Linked DNA regions of Homo sapiens: region 2 is linked to region 1. The links are chromatin loops, found by intact Hi-C in ENCODE. Cell type or tissue: ascending aorta. All regions are shown on one strand. Links, peaks and the distances in the headings refer to the core of each region. The heading gives the core; the rest is flanking DNA.

Region 1 (8,327 bases), core at 209-8,208:
TGTGCTGACCCCCCTCTCAGCAGGGCCATGGGCACAGAGAAGACAAGGAGAGTCCCGGTTAAGGGGCTGTTCCCGAAGGACAGTTTTGTCTCCAGCGTCATCGGCCGGCCATTGCTCACTTGTGCTGTGGACGCATGTGTGGGTGACGGGCCTTCCGCCACGTGCTAAGGGCAAAGTGAGCCTGCTCCCTACCACATCTGGAATTCATTTTGCAGTGGGTTATGGGAAGGTACAGTTCTGGTTTAGTGTGATCAAAGTCAGTTAGGCTGGGTGTGGTGGCTCACACCTATAATCCCAACACTTTGGGAGGCCAAAGTGGGAGGATCACTTGAGGCCAGGAGTACAAGACAAGCCTGGGCAACACAGGGAAACCCCATCTCTTAAAAAAAAAAAAAAATCAAAAATTAGCCAGACATGGTGGTGTGTGTCTGTGATCCCAGCTACTCAGGAGGCTGAGGCAGGAGGATTGCTTGAATCAGGAAGGTAGAGGCTGCAGGGAGCCATGATTGCACCGCTGCACTCCAGCCTGGGCAACAGAGCAAGACTCTTTCTCAAAAAAAAGTCGACCTAGTGGAAGCATGCAGGGCACAGCCAATGTACTGGCTAGAGTTAATCTGCTTCTCAGAGGAGGGATACAGAAGCAGAAGGTAAGAAGGTGTCAAGTTCACAAGGCAGACAAAAAGGGAGTGGTTGGGGGTCTTGTGTGCACAGGGACAGGGGCCTCAGGTCTGGGGCTCCCAAAGGAGAAGAGGAGTCCTGTGGGATGGGGTAGCGACCATCTCAGGCTGATCCTTCAGTCTTAGAATCTCGGCTTACGGCCCCATAATTTGCTGTTACCCTGTGCTTCTGACGAAGGTCCAGTTCTCCCGGGCCAGTTGCTACCAGTGCTGCAAATGTCTGAGTCTGTCTACCTGCTCACACTCTGTCCTCCTATGATCTCAAAGAATGGGCTTTGCTGATCCATCCCTTCCCCGGCATATGCACACCCCTCTCCCCCATAAGCAGTGGGAGGAATTTTGCGTTCTGGTCACAAGACGTCCCTGATACCTCCCCTGTCCTAGGCCCCCTTTCTTTTCCCTGTTGCATTTTGTTCCTGGTTCTTCTTAGGCCCTTGGTGCACAATTGCCCATGAAGCACCCCAGGATGAGGCGTCGTGCGATTCAGGAAAACCTAGAGTCTTTCTGATCACAGGCTGGGACTGTCATCATGCCAGAGGGTCCGCTTCAAGGCCTGTCCCAATGGGAGGTGCACAGGGTAGGAAAGAACCAGGAACCACAGGCAGAGGTGTCGGTCCTCGAGTTCCTCTGGGGGGAAAAAGTCTGCAACCATCCTCAGTGTGATGAAATCCTCAAGGCAAACAGAAACACAAGTGCATCCTATGTGTCCTAAAACAACTGAGAATTCAGGGCTCAACTGAGGATGACCACAGCCTAGTGTTCTGGGCTGGCATTAGAAGCCCCTGGAGGCGTGGTTAGGCATGGGCTGCTGGGCCCAGCCGAGTCTCCCAGTCACCAGGTCTAGGGAGGGGCCTGAGAATCTGCATCTCTAACAGGTCCCCAGGCAATGCTGCTGCTGCTGGCCTTAGGATCACGTTTCCAGAAGCAGCTCAGCAGTAGTCTGTCTTGCTGGATCCCCTGCTGGGAGTGTGGCTGCCAAAGGCACACACCTGCCCCTTTCTCGAGAACTGCCCTTGGCCAAGAGGGGCCATCTTTTTATTTTTATTTTTATTTTTAATTTTACTTTAAGTTCCGGGTTATATGTGCAGAACGTGCAGGTTTGTTACATAGGTATACATGTGCCATGGTGGTTTGCTGCACCTATCAACCTGTCATCTAGGTTTTGAGCCCCGCATGCATTAGGTATTTGTCCTAATGCTCTCCCTCCCTTGGGGGGCCGTCTTACGTAGGAAGTTATGCAGGAGCTCCACCTACTTCTGGCCTGTGACCCATGACTGATTCACAGTTCACACTGGGGAACAAATGCCAGCAACTCCGTGGCCTAATCCACGCTGCAGTGCTGCCTGTGGGACCAGGCAGACCTCCCTCTAGCGCGGCTCCAGATAGCATCTCTAATGTCTCATTTACTCTTCACAACAACCCTGGGAGGAAACTGTGGCACAGAGAGGTTAAACAGCTTGGCTGAGGTCGCACAGCTGGTTACATGTGCAGCTGATGCTGCCTGACCTTGGAGCCCTACCTCCTAATCCCGGGGCTCTCCTGAGCCGGCTGTGATCCACACCCTCCAGAGACTTGAATCTCTTGAGGAGCTCATTCATGAAATGCTTTAGAAGCCCCCTCTCCCTTGATCCTTTCCACAACTCCCTGGGGTGATTTAGGTTTTGTCCATTCAACAGGTGAAGAAAGTGAGGCCGGAAGGAAAGTGACTTGTCTCCCACAATCTCTTAGTGGTGGCAGAGACAGGAAGTTAAACCCAGGCTTCCTGACTCGCGGTCTTGTTATCAGTTTCCGGGATGACAGGAAGAACTAACCATGCTTAGTTAGTTAGTTAGAGATTCCTCAGGGCTCCAGCATCCCAGTCCCACAGCTCTGCCCAACACACACACCCTATGACAGGTTCTGACTACTCACCTGATATTCCTTCCCTTTTTCCTTGCTACCAGGAGTTTGGAGACAGAGCCATTAAACCAACACTTTTGCCCTCCTAACCCTGTCTCAGCTGAGAGCTTTGACCAACACCCACACTCGATAGGGAGACAGGGGCAAGGGTCCCACCTTTGCCCACCATCCCAGCTCAGAGGCCTGGGCCAAGGATAGGGTGAGGGATGTTTTTGTGTTGAGGACATAAAGCACTTGGGGTCAAAAGAATCAGGGTCCCATCCTGTCTTCACCACTTCCTAGCTGTGTGTCTTTGGACAAGCCACCTTCCCTTTAGGTCTTGGGAACACATCTGTAAATGAGCAGAATTCTATCTCCCTTAAAGTCAACAGGAGGGTTAGAAGATATGAAGCAGACTGCTGTGTAAGACAGAAGATGCTATAGGGTCCCCATGTAACTTAGTCTCCAAAAATGATGTTTGAGGTGTTTACAGAGGCATTTATTTTTCATTCATTCATTCATTCATTCATTTTTCAGTCAGTCAGTCAGTCAGTCAGTCAGTCAACAAACCTTTTTCAGACACCTGCTACATGCCACACATGAAGCAAAGCATCAGAAATATTCATTGGCACGTTTGATTCCCACACTCTGTGGAGTAGACAGCATCAGCTCCATCTTACTTGAGGCTCTGAGAGAGACAGTAATTCACCCAAGGTCACCCACTGGGGTAGAACAGGCACCCAGGACCCCAGACTCCCAGTTAAGTGCTACTGCTTGGGCAAGCAGCTGCCACCACCATAGCCCGGGCCCCAGCCCAACACAGCTGCTGAGCTTAAATCTCTGATGGGGCGCGCTTGTCCTGGAAACGCTCCCAGCCTCCAGTCTTCCATAGTCCCCCGACACTCTCTCCTGGAGCTTTAATATTTAGATGAGCTGTATTTGTCTTGCTGCCTTTTATAAAGGCTCCGAGTTCTAAATGGACAAAGCCACAAGATGAGAGAAAGAGAGCTCATGAGACTGACTTTTTATTATCCAGGCAGAGCAGGGGGAAAATGACTCCAATAAATCTCAAGTTTTATGTGCTCCAGACATTCTGCGGAGCCAAAGATGGCTTCTCAGCAATGCCGACGGTACATTAAAAGCTCATTTTCCCAAACATGGTCCTGAATATGCACTCGGAGGAAAGAGCCATTACACCCAGTAATATCGAGGCTGCAGCTGACGAATGTCGCTGCGATTTTCCCTTAATTCTCCCTCATGACTCAGGAGCAGCTCTCAGAGTTCATACCCTGTTAGGCTTGGCATGCTGCCTGGAGTGGAAGTTAAACACCTGGCCCTTGCACTCAGCCTCGAGTGCTCTGATTAGGAGCCCAGCAGGGGATGGAAAGGGTGGGTACCAGAGGGCAGCTGAGCAACCATAAAACATCACAAATTGTTTTATGAATTTCAGCGGAAGGGGTGGTGATCAGGTCTGAACAGGGAGGTCCATGCACATATGAAATTTCTTCCTCTCAGGCTTTCCCACTGTCCTCTGGCCCCCAAGGCTACCCCCTCCAGGAAGCCTTCGGTGCCGGGACAGTCCCCTGAGCTCAGCACTTCTTCCATTTCTTGTTCCAAGCTGCAAGTGCCTCACACTTCATGTTGAGATTATTTATGAATATGAATAGCTCAACTCAGAGCTGGGCAGATAAAGTGGGTCTCCATCTTGTCCCGCTCACTGCCTTGCTCATTCACTCATTCATTTTGGAAGGCTACATGGGCTAGATATGGAGAGCCCAGGCTGGGGAGTCGGGCTGCCTGGGTTCAATTCCTGGCACCATCATTTTGATAACTGTGTAGCCAAGTCATTTACCCCTCTGTGCCTCTGTTTTCTCATCTGTAAAATGGCAACAATAACAGTACCTCCTTCTCAGGGTCAAGGATTAAGTGAGATTATAAATAGAAAGGGTTTAAGTAGGTGCCAGTTCCATAGTAACTGCTAAATAAATGTTACATGACAGTTATAAATAATTCACCCATTCCTTTAGGAAAAGTTCACTGAGAGGATACAAGGTCAAATAAGGTGTGGTTCTTGACCTCCAAAGGCCAAGGTGAAGCATCTGGCCCCATGGGCATGAGCAGTGCTGCAAGGGGCTGGCCATCGTGATGTTCTTGGGGATGCTCCACATGTCACTGAGCTGCCCACGTCAGCTCTCGCCTGGCACAGAGGTGGTGAAGCCGAAATAACAGCCCCAGGGAAAGCCGGGTTGACACCAAGCTGAAATCACGGCCACTGTTCCCTGCCCGCCACTCCTAGACGGTGAGCACCCCAGAGCATCTTTCAATCGTCCACAGCTTAGGTCCCTACTCAGCGGACAACAAAGATTCACCCCATACTCATACTCAGCCAGGCGGGTGCAGGAAGAACTGGGCTTAGAGTCAGAGGCCCAGGTTCAAGTCCCAGCTCTATCCTTTTTCTGGCTATGTGACCCTGGACAAGTAATTCCCTTCTCCCATTCATTCAGTAATTAATAAACAGACATTGAAGGTCACCTGCTAACCAGGCCCTTTGCTAGATTCTGGGGCCAGAGAAAGACACAAGGCCCAGGCCCAGCCTTCAGGCCATCCCAGGCTGGTGGCCCCTGGTAAATGCACAACCACATATTGCCATGAATTCAGACTGATCCCACCTTAATTTACATTTCTGATATGTTGTTCATCATGGTTTTCTGTGTTAATCTTGCCTTTTCAAAATATTTCGTTAAAACACTATTTTTATCTTGATGACTTTTTGGACACACCTTTAAATTTTATGGTTGAGGCACGCATCTCACATGCCTCACCCTCGTTCCAGCCCAGAGCATCCAGGCAGCCTCTGTGAGAAGATAACTTCTGAACTGGGTCCTCATACAGGAATAGGAGTTCACTGGGTGGACAAGGTGGAACAGCCTTCTCAGCAGAGCGAACAGCAGGCGGAGGCTCTCAACCAGGGGTGATTTTGCTCCCAGGGGATGTTTGGCAAGGTCTAGAGACATTTTTCGTTTTTATTTTGACTAGGGTAGTGCTACTAGAGGCCAGGAATAGTGAGTAGAGGCCAGGAATGCTGCTAGACATCCTACAAGGCACAGGACACCCCCAATAACAGAGAATCATCCCACCCAAAATGTCAGTGGTGCCGAGGTTGGGAACCCCTGCGCTAAAGAACACAGGTGGGAAACACCATGGTTTAAGATGCTACTTCAGGCCAGGCATAGTGGCTCACGTCTGTAATCCTGGCACTTTGGGAGGCTGAGGCAGGCAGATTGCATGAGCTCAGGAGTTCGAGACCAGCTTGGGCAACATGGTGAAATCCTGTCTCTACTAAAAATAAAAAAGATGCTACCTCAGCCTGATCCCTTGGCCTCTCTAAGCCTCAGTTTCTGCATCTGAAAAATAGGCACCCTAATGGTTCCTACCTTAAAGGGTGCTGGGAGAAGGGAACGGCACCAAGGCTCTGCAGAGCAGGTGCTCAGTGAATATCTGTGCCCCATCCTCTCCCAGTGTGAACGCATCCCAAACTGCAGAGCAAACGGTTCTCAAAAGAGACAGTGTCCCTGGTTCCAAAGAAAACTGGGACATGGAAAAGAACATGTTTTGTTCCTTTCCGACCTTTCTTGTAGGGAAAACCATGAATCTTATCTCGTCAACAAACGTGATCCTGTTCACAGAAAACCAGCCTGCGTGTTAGCTTATCACTGGCCTGAGTTTTAACAGGGAGTGAATTTTTATGACCGAGTTGTAAACCTTTGCAAAAACCATTTTTAAACTAAAGAACGCCGACAGATTCTTAACTACTGTAGCTGCTAAATTAAGCATGAGGGATGGGATGGGGGGTTTACGAAAGAAAAGTAAAAGTGCCCTAAAAGAGTTAGTGGAGGTAAAATAATGTTCATTAAAAACAGAAAAACAAACACATACAAAAAAATCTTTTGTGTTCAACTTCACACTCGTACATCATAATGTTCCAGTAAAAGGCCATTTCCCCCTGAGATAATAAAAGAATTGAATTTTTCCTTATCGGTCATCTATTTTTCTAGCCGAAGCTATTACTCCCGCTCTGGGGTTGCTAGGCAACAAGAAATATTAATAGCAGCTTTTATTAGCTTAGCTTTTGCAGCCGAGTACCAGAATGAGAAAATGGGAAACATAAATGTGTTACATAAATCTTTCAACCTTTCAGAGCCGGTGTTAGTCTCTGTTTCCATAATGATTTATTGAAGTGATGGTTCATTTATGAGAAAAAGGAGTTCAGGGTAAGAAAACGGAGCGGTCCCCTGCAGGAGTGTTTGAAAATAAATAATTATAGCAGGAGAGCAAAAGCTGTTTAAAGCCATTTTTCTGAGTTTTATAAAATGTAAAAAGACATATTTCTTTTGCTTAATGCCTCTGAAAAACAGGGGCCAGGAGTTTCATCTGGACTCTGGTAAATACAAAGGAAGCCCAGGGCCTCTAGTTACCACTGTTTAGGACCCTCAGAGACCCATTTGGGAGATCAGTGCTCCCCCTACTTCCATCCCCAGAGGGACGTTAGACAAAAGCATGGCACCTTGGAAAAGCCCAACTCGGAGGTGCCCCTGGTAACCCCCTGCTTCGACTAAGATGGATCCTTCCCTTGGTCACGATGCCAAGAAGCATTGCGTCTTGGGCCCCCGCTTTCTTGGCAAGCAGTGGAACTGTCACTCCGCTGTTGCTTTTAAGCTCTGAGCCCTGACCGAGGTCCTAAGTGTAACTAATATGCCTTCCCCTGCCTGTCCCCCAGCTGGGGCCCTCCCACTATCCCTGGCCACCTCAGCCCCCGACAAAGTTGGTAAGCAGCAGGTCAGCCCGGACAAACTTAGAGACGAGGCTGAAGCCACCCCAACCCCGTCAATAAAGTGGTTAAAGTAATAAACAGAGCAGCTTACATTTACCAATTGCCTATGCGTGACACTTCACCTGCATCGGATCGCTGACTCTTTATAAACTCCTATGAGGCAGGTAACAATATCTCCATTTACAGATGAAGAAACTGAGGCTCAGGGAGGATCAACCCCTTGATCTGGGTCACAGGGTTGGGGGTAACAAGGAGGGGAGCTGGGGTTTGAACTTAGGTCAGCCTGACCACATAGCCTATACACCTGACTACTAGATGATACTGTATGCCAAGAAACCAAAAATGCACAGAGAAAACCCAAAATGTCATCATGGTAGGTTACAAAGTTAGCTACACATTCTTGCCTCTCTGCGTGCACACCCTCATATGATGCGACTCTACCATTTCTCTCTTCAAGAGGTAGGATCTATTTCTCCACCCCTTACTCTGGGATTTGCCACATGACAGGCTTTGGCCAATGGGCTAGGGCAAATAGGATGCGTGCAGAGGTTTGAAAAGTACTGCACATTGGGGTGTACCCTCTCTTGCACCCTGTGTCCATCACCATGTGAATGATCCTAGGCCACCATGTGATGAGAGACACACATCTCTCTTTTCCTTTTTTTTTTTTTTTTTTTTTTTTTTTGAGATAGTCTCACTCTGTCACCCACGCTGGAGTGCAAGTGGCATGATCTTGGCTCACTGCAACCTTGGCTTCCCGGGTCCAAGTGATTCTCTTGCTTCAGCTTCCCGAGTAGCTAGGACCACAGGCGCAAGCCACTATGCCCAGCTAATTTTTGTATTTTTAGTAGAGATGGGGTTTCACTATGTTGGCCAGGCTGGTCTTGAACTCCTGACCTCAAGTGATCTGCCCATCTTGGCCTCCCGAAGTACTGATATGA
Region 2 (8,327 bases), core at 247-8,246, 79 kb after region 1:
CATGGAGGCAGCTTGTCCAAGCTGCTTGTTTTCTTTTTTCTTTTCTTTTTTCTCTTATTTATTTATTTATTGAGACAGGGTCTCCCTCTATTGCCCAGGCTGCAGTGCAGTGGCATGAGCATAACTTACTGCAGCCTTGAATTCCTGGGCTCGAGAGATCCTCCTGCTTCAGCCTCCCAAGTAGCTGGGACTACAGGCATGTGCCACCACACCCTGCTAATTTTTGTGTTTTTTCTTTTTTTGTAAAAATAGGGTCTCACTATGTTGCCTAGGCTGGTCTCTAACTCCTGTCCTAAAGCAATCCTCCCGTCTTGGCCTCCCAAAGTGCTGGGATGACAGGCATGAGCTATGATGTTACTTGTTTCCTTGTTGTTCAGCTGTTCCCAGGGTGAGGGGCAGGGACAATGGCCAGGCTCTGTGGCCAGAATGCCTGGGTTTGAATCCTGGCTGTACCCTTAGATCTTGGCCAAACTTAGATCCTCTCTGAGCCTCTGTTTACTAATGTTAAGATGGGAATAATAGTTCCCTCCTGGTGGGGTTTTTGTCAAAGCAGCTGTCATCGATGGAAAGTGCCTGGTCTGGTCCATAAATATCACTGTTAATAGCCAACAGCCACCATGCTGAGGTTCTACTGTGCTTTGATGATCTCATTTAATCCTCACACTTGCACAAAACAAGTTCCCCTTTTACAGATGAGGAAGTTGAGGCTCACAGCAAGGAGTCAACTTCCATCTTCTTATTGATGAGGGTCAGTGCACACAGCCCAGGCAAACTCACAATTGAATCATTATAAGCTTTGTCCTTTGATTTTCACTACAGTAGCAACCAAGCCCATATCAGCCCCTTGCTGTCTTTATTCACAAAACGGGGACAAATCTTCTGAGATTGCTGAGATGTTCCAGCCAAGGTTTACCAAAAACAATTCTGTGAAGGACTCAGGAACCTCCCATCCTATCACATCATTGCTTCCTCCAGGGCAAGGAGGAACCCACAGAGAGCTGAGCTCTTCCTGTGCAACATCCCAAGGAGAGACCAGAAGCGAGTCAGGAAACCTCCTTAAGTCAATAGAAAACACCAAAGCTGAGAGGGTGTGAGCTTACGCAAATAAAAAGAACAGGGCTTTAGGCCAGGTACAGTGGCTCGCGCCTGTAATCCCAACACTTTGGGAGGCCGAAGTGGGTGGATCACATGACGTCAGGAGTTCGAGACCAGCCTGGCTAACATGGTGATACTCCATCTCTACTAAAAATACGAAAATTAGCCAGGTGTGGTGGCACATGCCTGTCATCCCAGCTACTCAGGAGGCTGAGGCAGGAGCATCACTCGATCCTGGGAGGCGGAGGTTGCAGTGAGCCGAGATCGCGCCATTGTACTCCAGCCTGGGCAACAAGAGCGAAATTCTGTCTCAAAAAATACTCAAAAAAAAAAAAAAAGGCTTTAAAACCACCTATTATCCAAATGGCCACCCTGCACCATGATATTAACCCTGGGACTCTCGAACCTTTGTCCTAGAACCAACTTTTTTTCTTAAATGCAGTGCAGGTGAACATAAGGTAACCCACAACAGCCCAAACCCAAGCTTCCACGCCCCCTTCCCTCACATCACCCTGAAGCATATGCTGACAGAGCAACCTTAATAGTAACTGACTAATTTTAAACCCTGTGATTACCAGGGTTGATTTCCATGGAACCTTCCTTTCACAGTACTGAGAACCTCTCATGAGCAGTAATTGCCAAGTTCAATTTTAGCTCTGTCATGCCCAACCATCAGTGCTAACTAAGGCAGCTGCTTCATCGCCAGGTAAGCTGGTAATGAAGTCGGCTTCACAGCTTAATTTCACAATATTGTGATGCCCCCGTCAGCACCTGTTAAGTGCTGCGAAGCTGCAAGCTTCTATTAAACAAATCTCACGCAAGGGAAGTGACTAAAGCCGCTTTGCGCTTCTAAGGTGCCCTGGTCTACATCCTCATGCCCACTGGGATTTTGTGTTTGCTTAATCCCATGTGCCTCGTCTCTGCAAAGCACTGACCACTAAAGTGCCACACCACACCCCTAGGGTGCCCTGATAGCTGCCTCATCCTCTGCAGTCACCTCTTCTCCCTCCATCCCTGCGACTCTGGCTCAGCCTCTCACCCTTCTGGCCTGGATCCCCATAGCAGCCCCTTAGCTCACCCTCCCCCATTTATTTTCCAGGCCAATTAGTAGAGTTTTCCTGGGGGAAAAAAAAAAAGTTGCCAGGTGCGATTGCTCACACCTGTAATCCCAGCAATTTGTGAGGCCGAGATGGGAGGATTGCTTGAGATCAGGAATTCAAGAGCAGCCTGGGCAACATATCGAGACCTATCTCTGAAAAACAGACAAAAAAAAAAAAAGCTAGCTGTGCATGGTGGCGCATGCCTGTAATCCCAGCTACTCAGGAGCCTTATGCAGGAGGATCACTTGAGCCCAGGAGTTCAAGGCTGCAGTGAACTATAATCATGCCACTACACTTCAGTCTGGGTGACAGAGTAGGACACCAACTCTTCAAAAAAAAAAAGTGACGTCCCACCATTTAAAATCCTTCCACGGCCCCACTGTCCTCAAGGTAGAAAGTCTTCACATTGTGTTTTCTTTCAAGGTTCCTGATTGAGCTCTGCACCAAGCTCCTAGACCCAATGCCCCATCCCTCAGCCACACTGTCCCAGGGACTTGCCTGCAGTACCCCAAGCCCCATACACCCCTGGACTGCACTATCCAGATGAACAAGTCCCATGACTTCATTTTCCCTAAGGAAAAATGTCTCATACAGGGCATGACTCCCTGCCCTTTAACTACAGAAGGAAACCTCTGCAGCATATCTGAGCATATCCCTGTGGTCACTCAGCAGCAGCACCGACTGAATCACATAAGCACCCCATAAGACACTCTTGGGGTGCTTAGTAAGCATCTACTCTGTGCCAGGCACTGGTACTTTCTGTCATCTCTTTAATCCTTAGACAATCTAGCAAAATGAAATGAGTTGTTTTTCTTTTTGGGTGTGCCAACAGGCTCAGAGGAGTTAAGTAAGCTCTTGAGGCCACACAGCTTCTAAGCTGCAGGGTCAGTTTAAACTCATGTCTGACTATACGAATGGTCTCACCAAATGAACCCTCGCTTATCTTCCAACCTCACCGCACATATTCATTTGTGGGACTTACACAATGCCACATTCCAGCCTCATGTTGTTAAAATGCCTCACTAGTCTTGGCATCCGTCCTACTCTTATACAGTTCCCATCCCCTCCCCCTGGCTGGGTTCTGGCAGCAGAACTGTACTTTGAGTGCAGTGGAGCATGCTTGGGCTGACTTTGTGCTAACTTCAGCTTTTGCCCAGAAATTGGCGGAAGCTAGACCAAGGTTTTGCCCTTTCTTCTTACTCAACTCCTCCAGTCCCAATATGATGAAATCCCTATGCAAACCTTACCACAAATTAAGTAGATGCAATTATTATCCCCATTTCACAGAGGAGGAAACTGAGGCATAGAGAGGTTAAGTAACTTACTAGATGTGCACAGCTAGTAATTGTCACAGACAGAATTGGAACTAAGGTCCTAGGACCTAACGTGCATGCACAGCACCACTATGCTATGCTGTCCCTGAGTCACTGATCTCCTCGTTTTACAGATAAGGACACTGGGGCTCCAAGAGACAAGGGGGTTACCCAAGCTGGGGCTTTGGCATCCTGTCTGGATGGCTGCAGAGGCAGGTGAAGCCAGCGACTCCAGGAAGCTCCACCCTCAACTTCCAGCTAAGGCAAGACCATGCTTCTAGAAGCGAGGGCACCTGTCCACTCCTGCCAGAGCTGCACAAGGAGGCCATAAGGCAGAAACACAAGGGCTGGAAAAACCCCCTGGCCTTCAAAGCTGCCTCAGATGCCCCTCTACCACCCCTGGACCCATTGTGCTGGGGGCAGGCGTCACAGACCAGTCACCCCCTCAATGCAGGGAGCGACAAATGCTCTTTGCCTGCCATGTGGTGGCTGGGCCTCCAGTTCAGCTAAAGCCAGTGTGGAAATAAGTCCTGGGGCATGAAGATGCAGGTTCGAATGCCAGCTCTGTCAAATACTAGCTGTGAATCCCGGGTAAAGAGCTGAGGCTCTCCGTAAAGTGGGATATTAATGCCACCACCTCGCTGGCCATCTGAAGACTGAAGGCGCTCACAGGCTCAGCGCCCTCCCTCTCAGAGTAGATTTGCTGCCATTTCAGTGCCCACATCCAGCAGTATCCTGATAACTCCTAGTGCACCCATCAGGACATGGGGCAGGAGCCAGGATTGCTTCAACTTATCTCATTTGAGACGTGCTTTCCGGGACAAGCATTTTACTATTAAGTAATAATAAAATCTGAGGTTGAATGGAAACCCAAGGTCAGGACTGAACTTCTCAGTCCTACCTCAGGCAGGAGGGGAGGACTAAGGGGTCCCGGTGGGTCATCCCACAGCGGGTGGAGTTGTGAGTGGGGCCCGCATCTGTGCCAGGCCCTTCTCCTGGCCATCACTGGGACAGGCTGCCAGTCCACATGACATATCCCGGTTGCCATGGTTTCTATTTATTCTGGGGAAGAAAGTTCCACTGACATGGGTCCTGGTAAGAGGAGAGTTTGCTTCACTCCACCGTGCAGTCACTGGGGTGCCCGCATTGTCCACAAGCATTAGACTGAAGGTGCTGAGGTTAACAGCCCTCAAAGCTTCCTCTTCACTTGACCCAGGGAGGATGGGAGCTGGCCCTATTTCCAGGTGAGAAAACGGAGGCTCAGGACTGGGCAGCTACTTGCACGGTTTCATGGAGACATTGGCAAGAAGCTGGAACCCACACTCCAGACTCCTCCCATTTTTCCAATCTGTGCTGGTTCATTTATGATCATGATTCTGGCACCCAGTGATGCTAGGCCTTTTCCAAAACCACAGCCCCTGATCTGCCTTCAGAGAAGCTGTTGAAGGCTCCAGGGACATCAAAGGCTGCTTATGGGACTGGGCAGGCAGATCCGCATGGGGACTCGATGCTGCGGTCGCCCCCAGGATGGCCCTCCCAGCCCTGCACATGGACGTAGAGGCTGGCTTAGGGTTGGAGACCTGGGGTGTGGCTGGGGAGGGTCCCCAAGTCATTCCTCTGTGCACCCTCCCTACGGGCCTCCCCAGCATCTGATCACCTCATTCTCAGTCCATGGTTCAAAGACCACCAGCCAGCAGGACTGAGTCCAAAACCCCTCACTTCCCTCACACACCAGTCCCTCCCAAATCCTCTGCAACTGACCCCTTCCTTGCTTCCTCCTCCCCCTTCCTCAAACTGAACTCTGTGCCCACAACACCCTTCCCAATGCTCAAATCCCTCCTGGGTCTCCTCTCCCAGCCCACAAAACCCAGGAGCTGCCCGTGGGAAGGTTATCAGCCACCTCCCTCCTGAGACTGCATCGCACGGAAATGCTCAGGGGACCTTTGCGAACCAGAAGTTCCTTTCCCAGCCCAAGGTTGCCGACACTTAAAAGAAACTGGCACTTTCTTGGAGTGGTCAAGTGTGCCAGGCCCCTCCTTCCACAGGACCTTCGCGCGTGCTCTTCCCTGCCTGGAATGCTTCCCCCGTGCCCATCATCTAGCAACTCCTAGTCTTCCCACAGTCCCCCCAGAGCTCTCTGTTGCCTGGTCTCCCGGCCCTGTGTGGCTCTCCTTCATCACACCTGTTCTGCTTTAGTTATGTTTCATCATGTGATTATTCACTGGCTAGACTAGAGGCCACATGCCCACAGCACAAGGCCTGTCTTGTTCCCTGCCACAGTGCCTGGCACACAGCAGGGACTCGATGAATGTCTGCTGTCTGAAGAGTGGGGGCAGCTGTGTAGATTACAAAGATGACCACTAATCCTAATCATAGCCTCCTGTCCTGCATGCATGCCCTTGGCACCGTGAGGCTGCCACTCCTCTCATCATCTCTCTCTTTATGCTTTGAATATGGGCTTGGCCATATGCTTGTATTTGACAAATGGGACAACAACAAAGGTGACACAAGCAGAGGCTTGAAAAGCACCAGGACACTGGGGTTTGCTCTCTCTTGATGCACCAGGGAGCCTGGGAGCCCCAGGTGCACATGCCCGAGCTAGCCTGCTGGAGGACAGGAGGTCATGTGGGGAGCTGAGCCAACAACCAGCCAGCCCCCAGCCAGCAGCATGCAAACTGCCAGCTGCACGAGGGAGGCTGTCCTAGATCACCCAGCTCCCAGGCCACTGGCCAACTGACCATGATGCAGGGAGGGAGAGCCTGTAGAGACAACCAGCCTAGCCAGGAAGCCTTGCAGCCAACCCATGGAATCATGAGCTTAATGAAATGGTTATTGTTTTAAGCCATTAATTCTGGTGGCTTACTGTGAAGCAATACACAACCAATACAGGAGCTAATATAAGAGCATTTGCGCTGATAATACTCACAGCCAAAGAACATGTGTCTGGTCTACTCAACATCAAGTTGAAAACAACAAAGCCTCTTGGGGGCTGGGAAGCAGCTGGGATCAGGAAAGTTCAGACCCTGAGTTTGAGCCTGCTGGCCTATGACATTGCCTTGAGCTGGGACAAGGTGGGCACTCACCTCTGTGGGTAGGTCTGCCTGTCTCTACCAGTGGGAATGACAAGACGCCATGCCAAGGCTTCTCAGGTTGATGGTCTGAGTCTCAATGAGGAACACATGAAAGGGTCTCCAAAAGGAAGCTAAAGACCCCTGTGCATGCAAGAATATGTGGTGCAGAATAAAGACCATGACTTCAGAGCTAGACGGATTCAGGTTCACGATCCACTCTGCTTCTTTTTTTTTTTTTTTTTTTTTTTTTGGGATGGAGTTTCACTCTTGTTGCCCAGGCTGGAGTGCAATGGCATGATCTTGGCTCACTGCAACCTCCTCCTCCTGGGTTCAAGCGATTCTCCTGCCTCAGCCTCCTGAGTAGCTAGGATTACAGGCATGCACCACCACACCCAGCTAAATTTTTGTATTTTCAGGAGAGACAGGGTTTCACCATGTTGTCCAGGCTGGTCTCGAACTCCTGACCTCAGGTGATCCACCCACCTCGGCCTCCCAAAGCGCTGGGATTACAAGCATGAGCCACCCCACCCGGCAGATCCACTCTGCTTCTTACAGGCTGTGTGACCTTGGGCAAGTTTCTCTGAGCTTCAGGTATCCCATTTGTGACATGGTTAATAGTAATACATAATTTGCAGGGCTGTTGTAGGGGTTAAATAAGATAGTACACAAAAGACACCTAGCACAGTGCTTGGCACATAGTAGGTATTCACTGAACAGTAGTTCCTCCTCGTCCCCGCCCCAACTCCACTGGTACCTTTCATTCGACCATCTTATCCCCACATAGCAGCTTAGCACTAACAGTTTCCATGTTTGATATCAGCATATCGTGCCAGGTTCCAAGCTGTGACTATAGCTTATATAACATCCTACGCAGGAGAGGCTTACAGGGAAGATGGCGGAGAAAGAGTTGGATGTTCCCAGCTTTGACTGGGAGAGAAAACTCAGGCCACAGAGGTGGGGACAGAGCAAAGAAGACTGAAAATAATTCAGAACCGAATCCTCCCCACAAGGTCCTGACGCACCCCAAGCCCAATCTGTCTTCATCTGGGATAATGATTTGTGCTCCTTCCTCCATTCACCCCCAAGGCACCAGTGCACAGAATGGGGCTGGCTGCATGGGAAGGGTAGAGAAGGAAGGCTCACCACAGTGGCCAGACACCCAGCTGTCACTAAGATTCCTGGACAGAGCATGATTCCAGGGATGCTGTCGGCAGCTTAGCCTGGCCTCTGCCCCACAAAACACTTACAGCAAAAATAGATGACCCCTGTCTGGAGTAGCCCAAATGTCCAAAAAATGGTCTACAGAAAGGGTCCAGGATGGACTCCACCCACCCCAACACACACCCCCACATACACACACACACACACACACACACACAAACACACACACAGATGAAGTCTGAATCCAGGGAGGGTGGACAATGTGGAGAAGCTGGCTCAGAGTTGGGATGGGAAGAGGGTCCCAGGACAGAGGGCATGACACTGCACCATCACGCCTGCCCCAAAGCCCTCCATGGCTCCCCATACAGAATCCAAACCCCAGAGCCTGGTAGTCAGTGTCCTCCCAGCCCCCTCTACACGAGCCTCTGCCCATCCAGTCAGGTCTGCAGTAATTCCCAAGGCCTCCAGCTCCCCTCCCCTTTCCACACACCCCCTCCCTATGTGGTATGGTCCCTTAGGAAGAGAAAGTATGTTCCTGGCAAGCAGGCTTGGGTTCCAATCCCACTGTGACCCCGGCCCAGTGCCCT

Evidence for each region. Peaks named below come from ENCODE experiments on the same cell type or tissue, not always from the same donor. Only the 100,000 strongest peaks of a DNase experiment are listed, where the experiment ranks them.
Region 2: a loop joins it to region 1, with 2.2 times the contacts of the local background. A loop is called at or near these places in 8 of 110 quality-filtered maps.

What each region holds. Positions count from the first base shown.
Region 1 is chr20:44,013,873-44,022,199 of GRCh38, reverse strand. The region is part of intron 3 of TOX2 (TOX high mobility group box family member 2); the gene reads right to left. Among named protein-coding and RNA genes, the nearest start is that of TOX2, 100 kb to the right of the region's middle. In ascending aorta, for the core only: no CTCF peak of the experiment used is centred there; DNase peaks (open chromatin) are centred at 1,959 and 3,859; H3K4me3 peaks cover 2,199 bases; H3K27ac peaks cover 3,928 bases.
Region 2 is chr20:43,934,430-43,942,756 of GRCh38, reverse strand. All of the region lies in intron 1 of TOX2 (TOX high mobility group box family member 2), which reads right to left. Among named protein-coding and RNA genes, the nearest start is that of TOX2, 24 kb to the right of the region's middle. RefSeq lists enhancers at 1-133, 5,672-6,172, 6,173-6,673. In ascending aorta, for the core only: no CTCF peak of the experiment used is centred there; DNase peaks (open chromatin) are centred at 3,266 and 4,751; H3K4me3 peaks cover 331 bases; H3K27ac peaks cover 326 bases.